Linked DNA regions of Homo sapiens: region 2 is linked to region 1. A link is a contact called in ENCODE Hi-C or POLR2A ChIA-PET data. All regions are on one chromosome and are shown on one strand. Each heading gives the region's core, a stretch centred on a gene start or an enhancer-like site at or near the end of the contact. The rest is flanking DNA. Distances are from core to core; before and after follow the strand shown.

The links. A loop is a pair of places that touch in the nucleus more often than their neighbours do. ChIA-PET counts read pairs that join two places held with the same protein, here RNA polymerase II (POLR2A). Pooled maps may share reads with other maps.
Region 2: a pooled map shows a loop between it and region 1 (3-fold over the local background). The contact joins the enhancer-like site here to the promoter of KRABD4 in region 1. A Hi-C loop is called at or near these places in 4 of 37 single-sample maps with no recorded cell type and 9 of 50 pooled maps. POLR2A ChIA-PET finds 5 or more read pairs at or near these places in 1 of 52 experiments (OCI-LY7).

Annotation. Positions count from the first base shown.
Region 1 is chrX:46,443,793-46,450,172 of GRCh38, forward strand. It overlaps KRABD4 (KRAB domain containing 4), which reads left to right and starts at 3,505. Exons shown (of 6, transcript NM_001129898.2): 1 at 3,505-3,554; 2 at 4,408-4,518. RefSeq lists an enhancer at 3,084-3,741.
Region 2 is chrX:46,788,256-46,794,635 of GRCh38, forward strand. No RefSeq gene overlaps it. Among named protein-coding and RNA genes, the nearest start is that of SLC9A7, 32 kb to the left of the region's middle. Within about 2 kb of position 3,861, at least 14 of the 41 ENCODE cell types and tissues checked have a DNase peak (open chromatin) inside an H3K27ac peak, as active enhancers do.

The DNA.
Region 1 (6,380 bases), core at 2,255-4,754:
GAGGCTAGCTGAAGACTCCCACCTTTGGTGTTTATCATAGTATACATACTTCTCAACAATGGGCACAGTTGCTCAAAGACTGGAGCTCTAACCTCTGAACCACCAGACAGGCATGAGATTGGCTTCATGGTGTTAACTTAGGCCATCAACCAGTTCCCTTGCATGTATTCCCCATTTCTTTGTTGTCTATTCCAGTTACACTCAAGTCTAGATACTCCCTTCCCTGTGAAAATCCACAGGGCAGCCATATACAGAGCAGTGCCATCCAGGTAGGAGATGAGCACTTGCAACTGGCTTTCCTTTCCCTACAGGAACTCACACAGTTCAAAGAGTGGAATGTCATCAAGGCATTGCCTGATGGGCCTGTCACCACACTCACTGGAGGGAAAGGATCTAGAAAGAGGCAGGTTCCAGGGATCATTAGCAACATACCAAACCACAGCAAGAAACCAAGCATGACTCAGCTCCTGCCCACTGCAATTACTCAGGACCTCTGCCCTTCAGATGTGGAAAAAGCCCAGCAGTGCCTTGCAGTAACTGCTGCTAAGGTCTGGAACTTCCTGACAAATAACCTTGCAAGTCTTTTGCTACAGGGAGGCTCAAACTGGATTTCAGAAGGCCCACCCCACCAGGATGACTGAAACAAATTGTGGACTGGGTATCAATGCAAATAATATTGTAGCATCAGGAATAAAATAAATTTCAACTCAATAAGAGGCCTAACTTATGCATTTAAAAATGTCTGCAGGTGGATACAAGTGGTGATCCTGGGCAAAGCTGGTGCCAGGCACAGGCACAACTGTGCAAGGAAATGGCAAAAGGGAAGCCCACAGTATGGAAAAGTCCAAAAGGGGCACCAGCATGTTCCATAGTGTGGGAGAGAGGAAAATGAAAACACCATTTACCAGATGCCTGCCAAGGGCTATTCCTGGGCCTGCAGCTCTAGAGATGTTCCTCTGAACAAAACAGGAGCCATCTAGGACAGGTGGTGCTTGGCTATGGCAAAGAGGAGGGAACTTAAGCCCAACGGGTCAGTAAATGATGGATTTGAGCCTTCTCTTCTATTGGATTAGTAGATCCCAACAGTCAATACAGTGGGGGGTTGGAAAAACCTTCCTGTGTTTCATGATACCCGAATGCCAATGTCATGAATGGCAAATGCTAGCATCCCAATAACGGTGTGCCCTTCATGAAACCCCATCCAAAGATTCAGCCCCTTCTCTTAATGTTCAAGCACCTGTTCCTGCAGAATCGGGATATGAAGAGAGGCTGGCAAAGGCCACAAACCAGGTACTTCTGCAGCTTGCGGGCGGGTGGAGGTTGGGGAGGTTTCTATGCTGTCCACACTACACTGTCACACTAACTCTATTAACCCTTTCCTACCTAGAGATAATGATATGAGAAAAGAAGGTTATCAGTTCACCTTTCCTCTAGAAGTAAATAGGGTGGTATCTCTGAACCTGGCCATCGTTACAGATGCAAATAAAATACAGAGTGGGCAATAATGCAATGCACATATGCCTAAGACAAAACGGGCTGGCACAAATAAGGAAAGGGGCTTCATTTCTGAAAATACCAGCTCCACTTAACACTGGATATTCTCCTGCCTATGGAAATCCACAGGGTCAGTTGCAGAGAGTGCTGCATGTTTCATAGTGTTGGGAGAGGCAGTGAAAACTAACATTTACCAGGTGCCTGCCACGGGCTATTCCTGGGCTTCAGGCTCTAAAGATGTTCCTTTGAACAATTACAGCAGCCATCTAGGTTAGGTGGTCCTCAGCTATGGGAGAAAGCGGGGGAATGAGACCCAAGAAGCTAGCAAGTGGTGGATTCCAGTCTTCTCTTCCAATGGATTAGTAGACACCAATGGCCGAGGCAGGGTGTTTCTTAATTTTTGAATACTAACATCATGAATAGCAAATGCTGGCATGGCAATAAGAGCGTGCCCTGCATCTGGTCACATCTAAAATATCAGTCCCTTCTCTTTCTGAAGAAATACCTGTTCCTGCAGAATCTCCATATCCTGAAATGGAGAGATGCTGGTCAGGGCCACAGACCAGGTGCTTCTGCAGTTTGCAGTTTCTCTATTGTCCTCAGGACACTGTCATACTATTAGCCCTTTCCTGCCTCGTGATAGTGATGTCTGAAAAGAATGTTATCAGTTCACCTCTCCTCTAAAAATAAATAGGTTGGTTTCTCTAAACCTGGCCATCAGCAACACATACACATGAAATTCTGAATGAGCAATAATTCACTGCTCACATGCCCAAAGGAAAACAGGTTCTTTTCCTAGGACTTGTACAGGAGGCTTAGACAGGGTAACTTCCCAGGGGATGGCTGTACTGAGTTTGCAAATTTGGGCTGAGACTCATTCAAACTACCTGGGGAATGCAAGTTAACCTGCAGAGGAGAAAGCGAAAAAGAAAAAGGAGAAAGACCCATGTTCAAATGGAAATTAAATACATATCTGATGGATTCCATGATCAGCTTTAACACTTTCATCTATAAACAGTGTCTGGCACCAGTTGGCTCCAGCACAGAAGGGATTGCTTTGTACCTGGTGGAGACCCTGCCATGCCTGACCCAAGGAAGCCTGCTTGGTGACTAGGCAGGCACAGAAGGATGGAGAACACACTTCGTCTGTTTCCCCCAGGCCCAGACAGGAAACAGAAAACTTTCCTCAAGGCCATTACAGGCCTTTTTAGGGGACCATGTTGCCACTGGCTGGCAATCTCACAGAAAACACCTCTTTGCTATTTACAGTGCGTTTTCAAAAAAGTAAAATCCAGATTCTCCCAGGGTGTCTAGGATCTCAGGAATTGGAGCCCCTCTATTGCGTAGAGAAAAATCAGAATGAGGGTTTCTTTCCTCATTTCAAGAGATCGCTGGCTCTGCAGCCCAGCTCAAAAGCCCATCCTCCAGGCCACTTCCCCGGCTGAGCCAGACCCCTTGCTCCCATGACTCTCTGAGAGCCAGGCCCAGGGTCGGGTTCCCTGAGACCAGCCTGGACCCTAGATGGCCACGCCTCCGAGCGCTATTGGCGCCGGAGGCGCGACTCTTTTTCCTATTCCCAGGAGGGTAAAAAAGCGGGAACAATGGCTTTCAGGACGGAGGGACACAAACACCCAATGCCGCAGCGACTGGGAGGGTCGCGATGCAGGAGGACGAAATGGGAGAAGGGGGACAAGGGGGACTTCGGCCTCCCTGCGGGCGGGAGCTAGGCCGCTGGAAAGTCCGCTCGCCTCTCGCCGGCAAGGGATGACGCCCTGGGCCTTTTGTACCACTCGCCACGGAAAATGGTCACACGCTTTTGTCCTCAAGCCGAACACTATCAGAAACACGGGGTCCCTGGAAGCCGCCATCTTGGCCATTGGCGGTGGCGCACCCACCCCCGTGCTACTGCGCGTGCGCGGCGCTGCGACACACTCCGACCCCATCCCGCGTTCCCAGGGGGCGGTGGGAAGCGGAAGTGCTCCGCTGACCCGGGAGGGCGGTCCCTAGTTCACACTGGCTGTTGTCAGCGGCCTCTGAGGTTTCAGGCTCTTGGCGGTGAAGTAAGAGGGACGCGGAGGTGGTGATGGTTTTGATGGGGGCGGGGGTTGACGGGGTCGTGGGGTCATGGGGCCATGGGTGAACGCCTTTGTGGGTGACAGGGTGGCTCTACAGCCCAGCTCAAAAGCCCATCCTCCAGGCCACTTCCCCGCCTGAGACAGGCCCCTTGCTCTCAGGACCCTCTGAGCCAGGACCAGGGTCCGGTTCCCTGAGACCCGCAGGCCTGTGGGCGTGAGTGCTGGGGACGAGGTTCAGGGCCAGCGAGTGACTGATTGAGTCACTCCGCGCCTGTTTCCTGAGCGCCTAAAAATGCCAGGCAACCTTGCAAATGTTTCACATTAATCTTCACAGGAGCCCTGTGAGGTGTTACGATGATTATTTTCGTGTTATAGAGAGAAAATGGCTCAGTGTGGCTTGACAACCTGTCCAAAGTCACGTAGGTAGCAAACCCGAGGAATCTTTTTTTTCTTTTCCTGTGCTTCGTTTATCATGTTTATTGTTTCCTGTGTGTCTCCCCCGCTGGACTAGAAACTCTGCGGGAGCTGGGACTTTGAGATTTTGTTCCCTGATGTATTTCCAGCACGGAGAACGGGCTCATGGAAGGAAGGCACCCATTTCTTCAGTGAATAAAAGTGGCACAGCAGTCAGTCAGTTGATTCCAAAGCCCGGACTCAGGAAGGCAGGGTTTCGCTCACTGAGGATAATTGAGCTGTGAATCAATGTTAACTCTTAAAGCTAGAATGAGGCATTGTCCCTCTTCTGCTGGGTAAAACCTTTGGGTTTTACTCAACTTCACTGCATGGAAGGGAGCATAGGTGTTGCTAATTGAATCTCCTGTGGTCATTGTGTTTCCAGGGTCAGAGTGCAGACCTGAGACCACTGCTCACCGACTTCAGACTCCAGTTTATCTGTGCCCCAGCTTCCTCACTTAGTCTCAGAAGACTTAGGCTGAGGCCTCAGAAGGAGGTGAGTTCCCTGGGTCACAGGCAGAGATCTGGTGCTATAGTGATGGCCTCAACTGGGGCGTGTTTGTCTCTGAATCCCTTGGTCCTGCGGCCTTGGACACAAGAGAGGTACGCTGAGCTGAGGCGAGTTGGAGGAGAAGCCTCAGCCCAGAGCCCAGACCCAGATCCTCAGGGCAGAGAAAGGAGGCTCACAGGATAGCAGGTCCTAGAAGAGCTGGACCCATAGTGGCCTTTGTCCCTCACTTCAGCTGAGACAAAGCAAAGCTGGCTCAACTTCCAGATGCCATCGAGGACCGTGTGACAGTGCAGTTTGATTCCTGCTGGAGGAGGGACAGGTGAAAGTCACAGGTGGATGGAGGCATGGATGTCCCCCCATGGGGCAGGTGCCCTGCTGTAGTGCCTGTAAAGGCGCTATGAGGCTGGGAAGGATCACAGCCAGCCACAGAGGATTGGCCTCTCCTAGCACACCTATTTGTGCACCCCTGTGTTCCCGTCTCTTGCCATTGGCTATTTCTGAATTTGAGTCAGCCCCACACCATCAATCAGGCACCTGCTTCCAGGGGAAATGCTGAGTGTCCCTTCATCCTGACCAAAGTGCAGAAAATATATTTTTAGTTTATAGAATTTCCAAGTAGTCTCTAGGTACGCTGTCATCCATCTCTGCTGCCTTATTTCAATGCTTAATGAAAGTGGGCCAGGGGACATGACCTGCTAAGCCACACCAAGCTGAACCCTGTTGTCCTGATACTGTCACAATGATTGTTGCAGTATGCAATGGTTACTCTGCACAGAAGCTCCTTGCTGGAACTTTATTTGAAAAACTACCAAAGAAGGAGGAGCCTGGTAATCAAAATGCAAATTGTGAGAAAGGAGAAAATGATGGGGTGGGAACAGGGTAGGTGGCCAGTTAAAGAGGCAGATGCAGGGGAGCAGGCACGGTGGTTTTCAGCCCCTCACAGAACTGACAGTGCTGGGCTGTTACCCACCCAGCCCCACACCTCTCCTCCACTGTGGCCCTCTGAGCCCCTGTTGGGCTCCTTCCTCCAAACCACATCAAGAGATCCTACTTATACACACTTGCAGAGGGTCTTTTCACCTCTAGGGCTCGGTTTGATAAGTGGTGATTTTTAATAATTTTTAATTTTTGTTTTACTAGTGATATTCTTTGTCAAAAATTGAGAAAATGCAAATAAAAGAAGAAAATTGAAATCACCACTCAAAAGTAACCAATATCAGCATTTTAATAAATCCTCTGAGACATCATATATGTGCATATTGATTATCAAAAATGAGATCACACTGCGCTTGCTTTCTTGGAACCTGCTTTTAAACACATTAGGAACTAAAAACAAATTCCATAGCATTTTGAAAGGCTGTTCAGTATACCTGCTTTTGCATGTGTCATATTTTTTAACTGTGTCCTCTTTGCTGGATATTTAGTTGCTTCCAATTTTTTTGTTTATTTGTTTTTTGTTTAGACAGGGATTCCCTCTGTCGCCCAGGCTGGAGTGCAGTGGTGCCATCTTGGCTCACTGCAACCTCCACTTCCTGGGCTCAAGTGATCCTCCCACCCAGCCTTCAGAGTAGCAGGGACTACAGGTATGTGCTACCATGCCTGGCTAATTTTTGTAGAGATGGGGTTTCGCCATGTTGCCCAGGCTGGTCTCGAACTCCTGGGCTCCAGTGATCTGCCCACATCAGCCTCCCAAAGTGCTGGGATTATAAGCATGAGCCACTGCACCCGGCCGCTTCCACATATTAATATTTTAATGGTAGAAATGACTACAGTTAACATTCTTTCAGCTTTTCCACATTTAGGAATGTTTCATTATGACAAATGTCTAGGAATAGAACTCTTAAGAT
Region 2 (6,380 bases), core at 2,611-5,110, 340 kb after region 1:
CATATATTTTTCATATATTCACCACATATATTTCATCCTCTGGCAGGCTAGCCTGAGCATGTTCTCATGGTGAGGGCGGAAGAGGAAGAGCAGAAGTGTATACCTGTAAGTGCTTTTTAAAACCTCTGCATGGCGGGGCATGGTGGCTCACGCCTGTAATCCCTGCACTTTGGGAGGCTGAGGCGGGCTGATCACCTGAGGTCAGGAGTTCGAGACCAGCCTGGCCAACATGGCAAAACCCTACTAAAAATACAAAAATTAGCTGGGCATGGTGGCACGCACCTGTAATCCCAGCTACTGGGGAGGCTGAGGCAGGAGAACCGCTTGAACCCAGGAGGCGAAGGTTGTAGTGAACCGAGATCGCACCACAGCACTCCAGCCTGAGTGACACAGCAAGTCTCTGACTCAAAAAAAACCAAAAAACAAACAAACAAAAAACACCTCTGCATGCATCACATCTGCTAACATCCCATTGTCCAAAGAAAGTTACATGGCTAGCCTCAGAATCAAGGGGCACAGAAATATACTCTGTCTCTTCGATCAAAGGAGTTTCAAAGTTACGTGTCAAAGGTACAGATACAGGAGGAGGAGTGAATAATTGGGAACATTAATGCAACCAGTCTACTAAAATCATGGTGCGAGGCTCTAATCTTTGGCACCCTCCCTGGCCGCAATGCATTTTGTGACCTCAGTCTTCATTCTTGCACATCACTTTGATATCATCATTACTCTCCCAGCACATCCTTTCAGGATTAGCTCTAGGGCTGGTCTAAGACACAGATAGATGAATGGGCCACTGATTTGCATTCCAATCTCACAGCTCTAAGCTCTGAAAAGCATCTGGCCCAGGCTAGGCTGGTTTAGTTGAGCCGTGGGTGGGAAATAAGGGCTGTGCTCATGCCTAAGGGTCTGAACTGTTCTCTGTCGCCAAATTGCTGAGCTTTCAAAAGCTGGATGTGACCTTACCTCACTCAGACTTGTTATTTACAGCTGTGTTTCCACTAGTGAGGTCGTTTTGGGGATCTGGAGTCAAAAACCTTCCTCTGTCACTGGAAAATATTTACTGATTTCTAGCTGTGTATCTGACCATGCTAACTTCTTCTTTTTTTCTTTTTTCTTTTTCTTTTCTTCTTTCTTTTTGATGGAGTTTCGCTCTTGTCACCCAGGCTGGAGTACAGTGGTGTGATCTCAACTCACTTCAACCTCTACCTCCAGGGTTCAAGCAATTCTCCTGCCTCAGTCTCCCGAGTAGCTGGGATTACAGGTGCCCACCACCATGCCCAGCTAATTTTTTGTATTTTTAGTAGAGACAGGGTTTCGCCATGTTGGGCAGGCTGGTCTTGAACTCCTGACCTCAGGTGATCTGCCCACCTCAGCCTCCCAAAGTGCTGGAATTACAGGCGTGAGCCACCTTGCCCAGCCTGCTAACTTCTTTTTATATGCTTTAGATCAGTCATCATCTGTATGTTCTCTCTTTCCATCTGAACCAAATTCTTGACTTTCCTCAATCCTATGGCTATGTGATTCCTAAAGTGTCTAAAACAGGCTGGGCACAGTGGTTCACGCCTATAATCTCAACACTTTGGGAGGCCGAGGCAGGTGGATCACTTGAGGTCAGGAGTTTGAGACCAGCCTGGGCAACATTGTGAAACCCCATCTCTACTAAAAATACAAAAAATTAACCGGGTGTGGTGGTGGGCGCCTATACTCCCAGACACTCGAGATGCTGAGGGTAGAAGGATCACCTCAGCCAGGGAGGTCAAGGCTGCAGTGAGCCATGGTCATGCCACTGCACTCCAGCCTGGGCGTTAGGAGTAAGACCATGTCTCAAAAAAATAAAGTAAAATAAGTAAAGTGTCTAAAACACTATGATCATTTTTCTTCCATGTCAACTTATCCTAAATTACTGACCTGGTCTTCTGTAAGTACTTAATGTTGGTGAGCATTGTGCTCCAAACTGAGCGCCCAAAGTGTATACCAAAGCATATTACGGGTTGGATGATCAGACTGGACTCTAAGCTCAATCTATGCAATAAAAGCTGAATGGAGAGTAAAGCCATATCAAACCTTAAGCTAGCACAGAGAGACAACCTGACTAGGCAGAAAATGTATGAGCATTCAAGACACTGGGCCCAGTCAAGGGCAAAGTTGGTAGGAGATAACATGGAGGTAAAATTCAGGAGTCCAGATAATGTCACACATTTGGGTCCCTAAGAAGCAGACACTGAGACGAAGCTTAGTTCGCAAGATATTTATTAAAGAGCGTCCTTACAGACAACACCTGCAATGGAAAGGGAAGGATGGAGAACAGGTCAGACAGAAAAGTCAAGCTGCAAAATAGGCCCAACGGTCTCAACCAGCCTCATGAGAAACGATAGAAATAAAATGACCCTTCAGAGTTGTCTAAGGCTGGGCCAAAAAGACCAGGCCTTATATTCCCGCATCCATCAGTCACTGGATATGAGCCACCAGGAGGTGCGTCATCACCTTGAACGGGGCGACTCTGCAACTGAGGCAATCTCTGAAAGGGCCAAGAGCTGAAGGCTGCCTACCTATAGCTGTCCTAGCAACTGGGACGAGTTTCTCCTTGGTGGGAGACCTGAGAGGTGGATGACAGTGTTAACCACAGACAGCAATTTGGAGACCTTATGTTCCTTTAAAACGCTTAAGTTCCTGCTCCTATAGGTTTGCCTGAATCAATTTTTTTTTTTTGAGCCAGAGTCTCACTCTGTCGCCCAGGCTGGAGTGCAGTGGTGCAATCTCAGCTCACTGCAGCCTCCGCATCCTGGGTTCAAGTGATTCTCCTGCCTCAGCCTCCTGAGTAGCTGGGACTACAACTGCACACTGCCACATCCAGCTAATTTTTTGTATTTTTAGTAGAGACGGGGTTTCACCATGTTGCCCAGGCTGGTGTCAAACTCCTGAGCTCAGACGATCCACCCACCTCAGTCTCCCAAAGTACTGGGATTACAGGCATGGGCCACTGCACCCGGCCCTCCTGAATCAATCTTAAATGCAGGGCCCCAAGCTCAGTCTCTGACAGCAATTCTACAGTGTTTCTTTCAGTCACCTCTGAGATTGGAGTTCTTTTTTTTCCGTCATTTTTGTCCAGTCTGATTTATTATTTGGGAATCATGACATAACTTTGCAGCTATAAACACATAGAGCTTAACATGTTGTGGCAATTTAAAAACATGTCCACAGGCCGGGTGCGGTGGCTCACGCCTGTAATCCCAGCACTTTGGGAGCCCAGGCAGGCGGATCACTTGAGGCCAGGAGTTTGAGATCAGCCTGGCCAACATGGTGAAACCCCGTCTCTACTAAAAATACAAAAATTAGCTGGGTGTGGTGGTGGGCACCTGTAATCCCAGCTACTGGGTGGGGGGAGGGGCTGAGGCAGGAGAATCACTTGAAGCTGGGAGGCGGAGGTTGCAGTGAGCCAAGATCATGCCCTTGCACTCCAGCCTGGGTGACAGAGCAAGACTGTCTCAAATAAATAAATAAATATATGTCCACAAATTCTTTGATTCTTCTTCCATTGAGAAGTGTGGCTTATGCACCTTTTCTTTGAACTGGGACAGGATTGTGACTGGTTTGTAGCCGCTAGAAAGAGGAAGAAATGATGCCGCATGACTTCCAAAGCTAGGCCAGAAAAGGCGAGGCAGCTCCTGACTTCTTCCCTGGGACTTTGACTTTTGAGTCCCTAATTCACCATGTAAAAAGTTGGATTATCCTGAGGCCACCATGCTGTGGGACAGTCCAGGCCATATGGAAAGGTCACATAGAGGTGTTCTAGTCAGCACTCTCAGCTGAGGTCCCAGCCAACATTCAGACACGTAAATGGAGATACTTCCTTGTGGTTCCAGCCCCCAGCCGCTGAGTCACCCCAGTCATCAAGTCTTCCCAGCTGAGGCCCTAAACATCGTGGAGCAGAGACAATGGACTCCCACTGTGTGCTTTGTCTGAACTCCTGACCCACAAAATTAGTGGGCATAATAAGGTGGTTATTGTAAGCCTCGAAGTTTTGGGGTAATTTATTACCAAGCAATTAGGTAGCCAGAACACGCAGGATACAAAGCTTACTATGAGCAATGATAAATGCTCTGGACAGCCTGTGCACGCTTATAGAATATGTTCTGTGTGTCTTTTGGCTCTGCAGGGACCTGGAAATGACTCAAAGAAATTCTTCCTTTGGAAGAATTAAAAAGTAGAATTTCTAGATTTAAAGCCTAGTTTTTGGAGGTCTACTGTGTGCTTTGCTTCAAGAGGCAAGTTTGTGACAAATGAAGCCCAGCCATTCTAAAAAAATCCAAGCATGTAGATGCCTCAGAGGATGTAGGAAATTAGTCATTAACCACACAAGTTTAGTTCCTGATCCAAAATACTGTGTGCATGTTTTGCAATTTAATCTGGTTGGCACTGGATTTTTGTTTCATTTTGCATTGACTAAACATAAGATACAGGTTGGCCCAGTTGCGTTAGTCATAAAATATATCAAGCCATCTTAGTTAAATAGCTTTTAAAGCTAAGAATTTTCTCTCTGGATAAAATAATCTCATTTAGATAATGTTTCCAGATACCTCCAAGTGAGCGTGAATATCAGTGTTTGAGCAATCCAAATGAAGGAAGTCCTTTTATTTTCATAGCAGCTAAGATAATTTATATCATTAACAAACAGAAGAAGTGAGGAATTCCACTTTCGGTTTTAATTAGAATGTAAAGACTCATTAAATGGAAGGAACTGAAAACCACCATCTTCAACAGGTCATAATGTACCCAATGTAACAAGTAAAATGCCTCGGGAAATTGCAGAGCGAAATTTTCCTGGTGCTCAATATGGTTTAAATTCTAGGGGTTGGATTAAGGAAAATATCTACCTTATTACCTATAATGTCTCCCTACTTATTCTAATCAGATACTTTAGAGAAATTGTTGGAGATCACTTGCCAGAAACATACCTCAAGGTTTCCATCTCACCTCTGAAAAGTGACTTAGAAGAAAAGTGACTTTTGACTCCAGTCAAACTGTTTTCTTCTAAACCCTTGACGTCAACAATTTTTACTTAACATGAAACCTATATATTGCAAACAATTTCTCTTCCTACTTAATGATATTGGGGGATGATATTGGGGGATCTTCCCGATAATACTATGGTAGGACAAGTTGAAAGAAGAAAAACCTCAAAAAGGTATTCTTTGTCACTTCAGTCAGTAGGCAGCATTTGATCCTGAGGTTACAGGGCTGAGAAAATGAAATGGAGAAAATATGTATTGAAGGCTTAGAGGTGGCAGGAACTATTATTATCACATAGAGAACTAAAGCCGAGAGATAGTAACCTGCGCAAGATCATGTAATCAGGAAGGGGTAGGGCCAAACTTTGAACACTGGGGCACCTTTGACTAGGAAGCAGTACTGCTTCTTGGAACAGAGCTTATGAAAAACGGGGCCTAGAAACAGTAGGAAACATTTGAATACACAAGAGTATGGTTACCCCCTATCACATCCAAGGAAAAACAGAGGAATCAGGTAGATCATGAGCTGGTTGTTTTGCATCTTTCTATTCCATTTCTTCTGTATTCACTCATCAATTCTAGCATTTGTCTCTCTATGCCTTGTTAGCCCACTCATCCTCCACTTTCCTAATCACCCTTCCTATAGCCTATGCACTTTGAACACAGAGACCCACCCCACTCCATCCTAGTTGCTAGGAGAACTTAACAAGGTAAGGTATTTCACAATAGAACTGTGTAAATTGTAAAGTGCCATTTAAATGTGAGGTATTATTATTATTTATACTAATTTGATGTTGCGTCCTGTTCTACCACATTGCCTGGAATGGAATCTAATTCTTCTTCTTTTTTTTTTTTTTTTTGAGACAGAGTCTCGATCTGTCACCCAGGCTGGAGTGCAGTGGTGCAATCTCGGCTCACTGCAGCCTCCGCCTCCCTGGTTCAAGTGATTCTCCTGCCTCAGCCTCCTGAGTAGCTGGGATTACAAGCACGCGCCACCACGCCTGGCTAATTTTTGTACTTTTAGTAGAGACGGGGTTTCACCATGTTGGTCAGGCTGGGCTGGAGAGTTTTTTGTTTTTTTTTTTGTGGTAAAACACACTTAACATAAAATGTACTTTTTTTTTTTTTTGAGACAAGGTCTCACCCTGTCACCCAGGTGCAGCAGTGCAGTGACACGATCATGACTCACAGTAGTCTTGATCTCCTGGGCTCAAGGTATCCTCCTGCCTCAGCCTCCTGAGTAGCTGGGACCACAGGCACGCACTACCATGCCTGGCTAATTAAAAAAAAATATGATTATTATCTCTATTTGAGACTGAGTCTTGCTCTGTCACCCAGGCTGGAGTACAGTGGTGCAATCTCGGCTCA